Regions from separate parts of the Homo sapiens genome. Here region 1 is linked to region 2. A link is an interaction called in ENCODE POLR2A ChIA-PET data of the cell type or tissue named here. Cell type or tissue: HepG2. All regions are shown on one strand. Each heading gives the region's core, and the rest is flanking DNA. Links, peaks and the distances in the headings are about the cores only. Region 1 overlaps PPP1R13B-DT (PPP1R13B divergent transcript). Region 2 holds the start of MIR4710 (microRNA 4710).

The links. Peaks named below come from ENCODE experiments on the same cell type or tissue, not always from the same donor. Only the 100,000 strongest peaks of a DNase experiment are listed, where the experiment ranks them.
Region 1: POLR2A ChIA-PET joins it to region 2 with 5 read pairs; 2 of 35 experiments call an interaction of 5 or more read pairs at or near these places.

What each region holds. Positions count from the first base shown.
Region 1 is chr14:103,856,442-103,860,820 of GRCh38, reverse strand. PPP1R13B-DT (PPP1R13B divergent transcript) reads right to left here. Exons shown (of 3, transcript NR_038436.1): 3 at 2,772-4,379. Among named protein-coding and RNA genes, the nearest start is that of PPP1R13B-DT, 11 kb to the right of the region's middle. In HepG2, for the core only: no CTCF peak of the experiment used is centred there; no DNase peak of the experiment used is centred there; H3K27me3 peaks cover 386 bases.
Region 2 is chr14:104,674,555-104,678,867 of GRCh38, reverse strand. MIR4710 (microRNA 4710) reads left to right here and starts at 1,119; the gene lies at 1,119-1,174. RefSeq lists a silencer at 257-306 and enhancers at 832-1,388, 1,389-1,946. In HepG2, for the core only: no CTCF peak of the experiment used is centred there; a DNase peak (open chromatin) is centred at 1,957; H3K4me3 peaks cover 820 bases.

The DNA.
Region 1 (4,379 bases), core at 295-4,294, 820 kb after region 2:
CCGGGCGAGGTGGCGGGCGCCTGTAGTCCCAGCTGCTCAGGAGGCTGAGGCAGGAGAATGGCGTGAACCCAGGGGGCGGAGCCTGCAGTGAGCTGAGATCCAGCCAAGATTGCGCCACTGCACTCCAGCCTGGGCAACAGCGAGACTCCATCTCCAAAAAAAAAAAAAAAAGAAAGAAAGAAAAGAAAGCACATTTTGCTAACTTCTTGCTACAAAATATCCAAGTAGTTACTGCCAAATGGATCCTGAGCTCATAAAACAATGCAAAGTGTATACATTGTAGAGAGTGCAGGATTTAGAGTCAGAAGAGCTGGATTTGAATCTTGGCTCTCCCACTCAGAGGCTGAAAGACCCGGAAAGCCTCCATATCCTCATCTGTAATGAAGGAGAAATGGTATTTCCTTCACAGGATTATAGCGACCGGCAAGTGAGATAAAATCCTTTGAAACACTTGGGAATGATGCAATGACAATTTTGAAAATCAAAATTAAATTTCAACATAAAAATAAATTAAGGAGCACTCAGAACTGGCCTTGATTCGGCCCTCTAGAAAGACCACAGCAGACGGACTAGGAGAGAAACCCCTGGCCAGGAAAGGCAGGGGCATCTGAGAAGCTTCAAGAAGGGGTTTTCGTACATGACAGATGACGGAATCAGCGCTCCTGCTTGGGACAGTGAAGGGACATTGTCCTCAGGAGTGGGACCCAAGGTTGACCTGGAAGCAGCTGGCCGGCGGGAAGGACAGGGCAGGGCTGGAAGCCAGCGTGCCAGCCGAGTCGCTTCTCCCCAGGCTCAACTTCCTCCCACCAGGAGCCCCTGTGACAGGGAGCACAGATGGTCGGAGAGTTCCAGGTGGGCCAGGGAACAGAGAATTCGGACCGAGAGTTGGACGGAGGCAGGCCGTTGGGTGCCCACCCAGGGGACTGCAGGGAGGTGGGTGCCGAGGGAGCACAGAGGCTAGACACTGGCAAGGGAGCGAGCAGGGATGGTCTGAGCTGGGAATGGTTTGCCAGCAGCTTCACTGGGCAGAACTGGCAACACTCTCCACCCCTTAGTTACCTGTGAGGGAGCCAAGGAGTTGTCCTCCAAGGAGGTGGTCAGCCAATTTCAGAGGTCAGCCGAGAAGAGGCACCCCTTCTTCTCAGGCCTCCTTCCCTTTCCCTTCCCCACCCTCAACATTCACTAAACACCTGCAGAGGTTTATGGGACCAGGTGCCAGGAAGGCCCCACATCTGTCCCCACCCGGCCAGCTCATGTGGTCCTTCCTTTCCTTCCTTCCCTCCCTCCCTCCCTGGCTCCTTCCCTCCACTCGCTCCCTCCCTCCCCTGGCTCCCTCACTTCCTTCCTTCCTCCCCCTTCCCTTCCTTCCCTCCCTCCCTTCCTCCCTTCCTTCCTTAGTGGTTACTTACTGAGTGTCAGGCACTGTTTTAAGTGCTTGGGACACATATACAGATCCCTGCTCTCCTGGAACTTATATTTTACTAGGAGCAAGACAATAAACAATAAATATAATAAGACCAGGCATGGTGGCTCATGCCTGTAATCCCAGCACTTTGGGAGGCCGAGACAGGTGGATCACCTGAGGTCGGGAGTTCGAGACCATCCTGACCAACATGGAGAAACCCCGTCTCTACTAAAAATACAAAATTAGCCAGGCGTGGTGGCACATGCCTATAATCCCAGCTACTGGAGAGGCTGAGGCAGGAGAATCGCTTGAACCCCGGAGGCGGAGGTTGCGGTGAGCCAAGATCGCGCCATTGCACTCCAGCTGGGGCGACAAGAGTGAAACTCCGTCTCAAAAAAAAAAAAAAAAAAAAAAAAAAAAAAAATATATATATATATATATATATATATATATATATATATATATATATATATATATAATATGTGAATAAAATGTTATATTAGAAGGCAATATATGTTAGGGGAAAGAGAAAAAGTAGAACAGAGCATCCTGGGTTGGCTGTCCAGAGGGTGAGCCCAGAAACTGGGATTCCAGGGCCAGCTGTGGGTCTGGAAAGTGATCCTAGGAAGCGAGATGAGGAGGGAAGGAGAGAGGACAGGGTGCATAGCTGAACAGGGTACCCTGCGCCTGCCTGGGCTCAGTGGCCTCTGGGCAGCTGTGTGGAACGTGCATCCAAGCAGAGCCGGCCCGTCAGGGGAGGGGGCCGGGGACCCTCCAGCCCCAGTCTTTGTGAGGACTGCTCCTATGCAGCAGCCATCGTGGTGGAGTGGCCTCCCACAGCCTCAGGGGCTGCCAGACGGGTCGGGTGGGGACAGCCTGGGGCAGTGGCTCTCCAAGTGTGGTCCCTGGACCAGCAGCATCAGCAGCACAGGGGAACTTGTTAGAAATGCGAATACTTGGGCCCATCCCAGACCTACTGGAGCAGACGCCCTGGGGATGGACCCAGCCCTCCAGGCGATTCTCAGGTGCTGAAGATGGAGAAGCAGCGGCTTTAGGGATGTGGCTAGGCACTGCTAAGGGATGTGGCTAGGCACTGCTAAGGGATGTGGCTAGGCACTGCTAAGTTCTGCACAGGGTTTGGGGAATCGGGAGTGAGTGGGGTAGTGTAGGGGTGGTGTCTTAGTTGCAGCTGCTGTAACAAAGTATCATTAACTGGGTGCTTGTCAACAACAAAAATGTATTTCTCACAGTTCTGCAGACTGGAAAGTCCAAAGTCAGGGCAGCAGCAGGTGCAGGGTCTAAGGAGGGCCTGCTTTCTGCTTCAGCTTCATAGACAGTACCTTTTTTTTTTTTTTTTTTTTTTTTTGAGATGGAGTCTTGCTCTGTCGCTAGGCTGGGGTGCAGCAGCACGACCTTGGCTCACTGCAACCTTCGCTTCCGGGTTCAAGTGATTCTCCTGCCTCAGCCTCCTGAGTAGCTGGGATTACAGGTGCCCACCACGTCCGGCTAATTTTTGTGTTTTTAGTAGAGACGGGGTTTTGTCATGTTGGTCAGGCTGGTCTTGAACTCTTGACCTCAGGTGATCCGCCCGCCTCAGCCTTCCAAAGTGCTGGGATTACAGGCGTGAGCCACCGCACCCGGTCGACAGCACCTTTTGACAGTGTCCACACATGCCAGAAGGGGTGAGGGGTCTCTCTAAGACCCCTTTTATAAGGGCATTAATCCCATTCATGAGGCTCTGCTTGTTATGGACTGAATGTGCTCTCCCCAAATTCATGTGTTGAAATCCTAACCCTTAAGGTGGTGGTATTTGGAAATACATTTGCACTATCGGAGGAGGCCTTGAAGGACAGACCACGTGTCAGCAGATCCACCTAGAATGGAAGAGAGGGGCCTTGGAGAGCCACAGCCCGGACCACAGGGGCTGTGGAGAACACAGCAGTCTGGCTTGCTGGGAGCAGAGTTGGGGCACTGCCGGCGAGGCCACCAGGTGTGGCTGTTACATGACAGCCATAGATGGTGCTATGGAAGGGCCTTCAGTGGGGTAGTGACATACGTATTTTGGGGTTCTGTTAAAATGCAGTTGTTCTTACAAACCAGGAAGGCTCTGGCTCAGGAATTCTCTTGATGTCTCATACTACAGAAACCCCCTACAAAGAAGAAAGGTGTTTGTGCAGAAGTTTCCTGCACACCTGTGCTGGGTGTCCGGCTCTCGTCCTCCCAGATTGATGCTCCATCCTTCACCCTGCTTTTGCCTTTTGGGGCCACCTCCATGGGCTGCAGCCAGATGTGGAGGTGCCCTGTGGGAGGTCAAAGGCAGGAGAGGGAGCGATGCGGGAATGGATCCCCTCCCTCTTTGGGCCTGCCTCTGACCAATGCCACTGCCCTCCAGGCCAGCCTCCTCTGGACTTTCTTCTTTGCTGGAGAGCTCCCCTTTCTCTTCCTTCCAGCCCTGATGGTGGAAAGAGTCCCCCTAATGCTGGTCCCAGAGTCCTGCCCTCCCCTAGTGGTCCCCCCTTCCTTCTGTAAGCATCCCCCTTTGTAAATCGCCTTCCTGGAATTTCCCTAATTTGAGGAAGCCATCTGTTTCCCTATGGGACCCTGACTGATGTGACAGCGTTGTGAGTAATGGCGGGAACTGGAAGCAGCCAAGAGGCAGAGAGCTGGGGAAAAGCAGTGGGTTAGGTAGAAGAATGTCAGGGAAAACCCGAAATAAAGGCAGGAGTGAGCGGGCGCTTAGGGTGGGATGCTTGGTGAAGAAGAAAAGACGGAAGACTAAAGTGTGTGGCCTGACACAACATCCAGAGGGAAAGCTCGCTGTGTGCAGGGACCAAGACTCCTACCCTCCTTCGGGCCTAGCACGGAGGACGCAAGAAAGGTCAGGAATGAATGAATGGATGAAGTGTCCTGGCCCAGCAGCCTTTTCTTCCTCACAGGGGCCCCAGACAGATTCCAGAAGGAAGGGAGAAAGAGA
Region 2 (4,313 bases), core at 1-4,000:
GAGGGGGACAGAAGTGGGAGGAAGGGGTGGGGGCGCTGGCAGGTCTTGTTTTGTGGGTTGGGAAGGGGACTCTCAGGAGAGCCCAGTTGCTGAGACGGTGTGCGTGTGCACGAGTGTGTGCCCACATCCCGAGGCACGGCTCCCTGATTACGGCCAGGCAGGAGTGGGGAGCCCACCCCAGCTGGCCACCCCCAGGGGCTTACAGAGAGCAGCTGGGGGTGCCGGGACTCTCCTGGGCCAAGCCCACCACAAAGGGAGTGAGGAGGAGAGAGGGAGCCGAGTGGGGGAGTGGGAGGAGCCACCAGGGGCTCTCAGCAGGGAGGGTTCCTTTGTCCCGAGAAGGAGTTGAGAGGATCTCTGGGGCTCCCAGGGGAGGCTCTGATGTAGGGAGGACGAGGGCCGACAGGAGCTCAGAGCAGGACCCGGGGCCACCGTGGTGGGCTGCAGTCAGTGTTCTCAGAGATTCTCCGGTGGGTTGAGGCCTGGCTCTGCGGCATTCCGCATGAGCCAAGCCTCTTGCTTCTGGAAATTTCTCTTATTTTCCTACTTCCCTGTGTTTTCTGATGGGTCCTTTCTTGGGGTGCCTCCTAGGCCTTCCCCTCCCCTTCGCTCAGCCCAGTCTCCTGGGCGGGGCGGCCACCCAGAAGCTAAGAAGCCCCGTGGTCGCCTCTGTGTGTCCCTGAGATCTGGGGCTGCAGCCCCGCCCACCTGCCCGCACTCCGCCCCGGCACACGTCCTCTGCCGTCGCCGGGTGGGCGGGAAATTAGCTGCCTAGGAGGGGTCCGCTGGGCTGGGGGCTCCGGGAAGGTGGGCTCGGCAGCCCGCAGCCCTGCGTTCTCCAGATGAGTTGCGGGAGGGGTGTTCTGGGGAGTCCCCGGGCTCCGCTGTAGGGGAGGGCAGGCTTCGCGCTGCTGCGTGGGGGCCGAGGCGGCAGCTGCGGTGCTGAGTCACGCTCCGGAAAATGGAGGAAGCAGAGTTTCCACCACCATCTGCCTCCTCCTTGGGAGGAGGAGGAAGGGGAGGAGGTGGAAGGAGGTGGAGTAAGGGAGCAGGGCGCAGAGCAGCGCTGCAGGCACAGGGGCGGGGGCTCCCGGCAGGCCAGTGCCCTGCCTGTCCCAGACCGAGTGGGGTGAGGGCAGGTGGTTCTTCCCGAAGCAGCTCTCGCCTCTTCGTCAGGGAAGGGAGTGTTGAGTGTTCCGCCCAGCAGAACCAGGCCACACCAGGGGCTCCCTCCTCCCTGCCCCACCTCGGGGAACCGAGAACCTCCAGGGCTTTCAGGAGCTCAGCAGGCTCAGGTGCTAAGTCCCACTGCCCCCGCGTGTGGCCTGGCTGTCCCCAGTCCCCAGAGGCAGTGGGAACATTGACACAAAGTCCTCAGCCAGCCACAGCCTCCTGTCCCCCATAGCCCTAGGAACCTCCAGCTTGCTGGCCGCAGAGTCCAGGGCAGCAATGGGGGGAGGGGGCTACTCTGAAGGGGGTGCGGTAAGGTCCCGCCAGCGCTCCCTCTGGAAGGCGGCTGCTGCCTTTCAAACCCAGGGGTGCGGCCCCTCCTCCTGCCTCCACAGGACGGGGGTGGGTCCTGGGGATGCCCCTATATCTGGGGATCCCCCCTCAGCTGCCCCGCCCTCCTGTCCTCCTGGAATGACACGTTTCTCCCCGTCACGTGCAGATGTGGCAACCAACGTCCAAGGTGGGAGGGCCCCCCCCCCCCCAGGCCCCTTGATCTCCCCGTGGGTCTCCCCAGCGGCGAAAACGGGAGCTGGGTAGGTCCGTAGGTTTCAGCTCTAGTAACAGCAGACCTCAGCCTCAGCTCTCTCACTCCTCAGGCGGCCCTGGGGCGGGGATCCCTCTCTGCTTCCTAGACGCGTGATTTGCCTCTCTGGGCTTCCTGCTCCTCTGCTAGAATGGGTGGTCCTGACACACGGAATCCAGCAGGAATCCTGGGCTGGTCCTGGCGGGGGCAGTCCCCCTGCTGCTGTGTGTGGCTCTTTCACAAGGACACAGGAGTCAGGAACCTTGTGGCTGCGAGGGCCAGAGACCCGACCTAGTGAGGGCAAAAGAGGGAGGGAATTGATGGGCTGATGTCACAGGGGGCAGGGAAGGTAGCCGGGCCAGGACAGCTGTCCCCGCGCCGCTCCCCCCTCCACAACACCCACCTCTGACTCCACTTCACCCTGATTGTGCTGTCCCCTCCCCCAGGCTGGGGCTACAGTGGCTGCAGGTCCAGGCTCGCTGCTCCTTGCCCTGGGGCCCTGGGAAGAGGGGCAATATTGTTTATAAGAAGTCCATCCCTAGGAATAACCCTGGAAACACTGGGGGTCCCACGCCCACCCTTAAACAGCCTCTGGGAGGAGGACTGGGGAGAGGGAGATGCTGTGAAAGGAAGACCCTTTCTAAAACACAAGGTTCAACAAGCGGGGTGGCAGTTTCTGAGTGCGGGGTCTGCAGGTGCTTCCGGCCTGCCTACCTGAGGCCCTTCCCCACAGGAAGAGGTGGCCTTGCTGGAAGGGAACGGTGCTCATGACCACCTGACACACTTGTGTCAGACTGGACACAGGGCTGTGGAGGCCTCTGAAGGGCTGCTGGGGAGGTGCTGGCCAGCCTAGCCTTGGCCATCAGGGTGGTCAGGGTCCAAAGGCAACTCCTTGGTGCTGGGAGTGGAGAGGTCACCTTTGAGTGATGCCTGGTTGGGGCTGGGAAGTCAAGGATCTTGGCAGGCAGGGCTTTGACGTCTGCAGGCGAATCACCCCCCACCACCCCCAGCAAGGCATCCATGTCAGGACATATAACTTGTGTTGCAGCACATGGAGCTTCCTCTTGCTGGAGCACCACTAAGCATTCCCATTTTACAGATTCAGAATCTGAGCAGGAGAGTCGCAGGGGTGGTGAGAGGTGTCAGAGCTGGGAGTTTTCCCATCAGCTGGCACTTCATTTACTCCCACCTTGGCCCTGTCATTTGGGCATTTAAGACAGCTTAGTGTTAAAACCTCTTACTGAATCCAAATCCCATTCATTCGCCTACCCATCTAGGCATCCACCCATCTATCCACCAATCTGTCTACTCTTCCACCCACACACCCAACCCCCTACGTCCATCCATCCATCTATTCACCCATTCACCCACCATCCATCCACCCATCCATCCACTCACCCATCCACCGATCCACCCATCCATCATCCATTCACCCACCAATCCACCCACCCCCATTATCCATCTGTCCATCCATCCATCTATTCATCCCTTCACCTACCACCATCCATCCATCTAACCACCTATCCACCCATCCATCCACCCCATCCATCCATCCATTCATCCATCCACCCATCTACCCACCATCCATCCATCCACCCATTCACCCACCATCCATCTATCCCCCATCCACCTGTCCCACATCCATTCAACATTAATTGAAAGTCTGCTATGTTCTGGGCACAGGATTGGCAGTGGTGGTACCAGGTAAGCAAGGGCACAGCATCACCCAAGTGGGTTGCAGCTTTACTAAATAAAGATACAGGGCACAGAGGTAAATTTGAATTTCAGATAAACAATGAATACAGTTTTAGGATAAGTATGTCTGATATGGTTTGGATTTGTGTCCTTGCTCAAATTTCATGTCAAATTGTAATCTGCAGTCTTGGAGGAAGGGCCTGGTGGGAGGTGACTGGATCATGGGCGTGATTTCCCCCTTGCTATTCTCCTGATAGTAAGTTCTCAGGAGATCTGGTTGTTTAAAAGTGTATGGCATCTCCCCTTTGCTCTCTTCCTCCTGTTCCCCCATGACTGTAAGTTTCCTGAGTCCTCCCCAGCTATGCTTCTTGTACAGCCTGCAGAACCATGAGCCAGTTAAACCTCTTTTCTTTATAAATTACCCAGTCTCAGGTAGTTCTTTTTTTTTTTGAGACGGAGTTTAGCTCTTGTTGATCAGGCTGGAGTGCAATGGCATGATCTTCATTCACTGCAACCTCCGCCTCCCGGGTTCAAGCGATTCTCCTGTCACAGCCTCTTGAGTAGCTGGGATTATAGGCATCTGCCACCATGCCTGGCTAATTTTTGTATTTTTAGTAGAGATGGGGTTTCATCATATCGGTCAGGCTGGTCTCGAACTCCTGACCTCAATTGGTCCGCCCACCTTGGCCTCCCAAAGTGCTGAGATTACAGGTGCGAGCCACTGGGCCCAGCCTCAGGTAGTTCTTTATAGCAATGTGAGAATGGGCTAATATAATGTCCTATGCAATATTTGGCACCAGCATGTCTCAAATATTGCATGGGACACACTTGTACTGAAATGTATTTGTTGTTTACCTGAAATTCA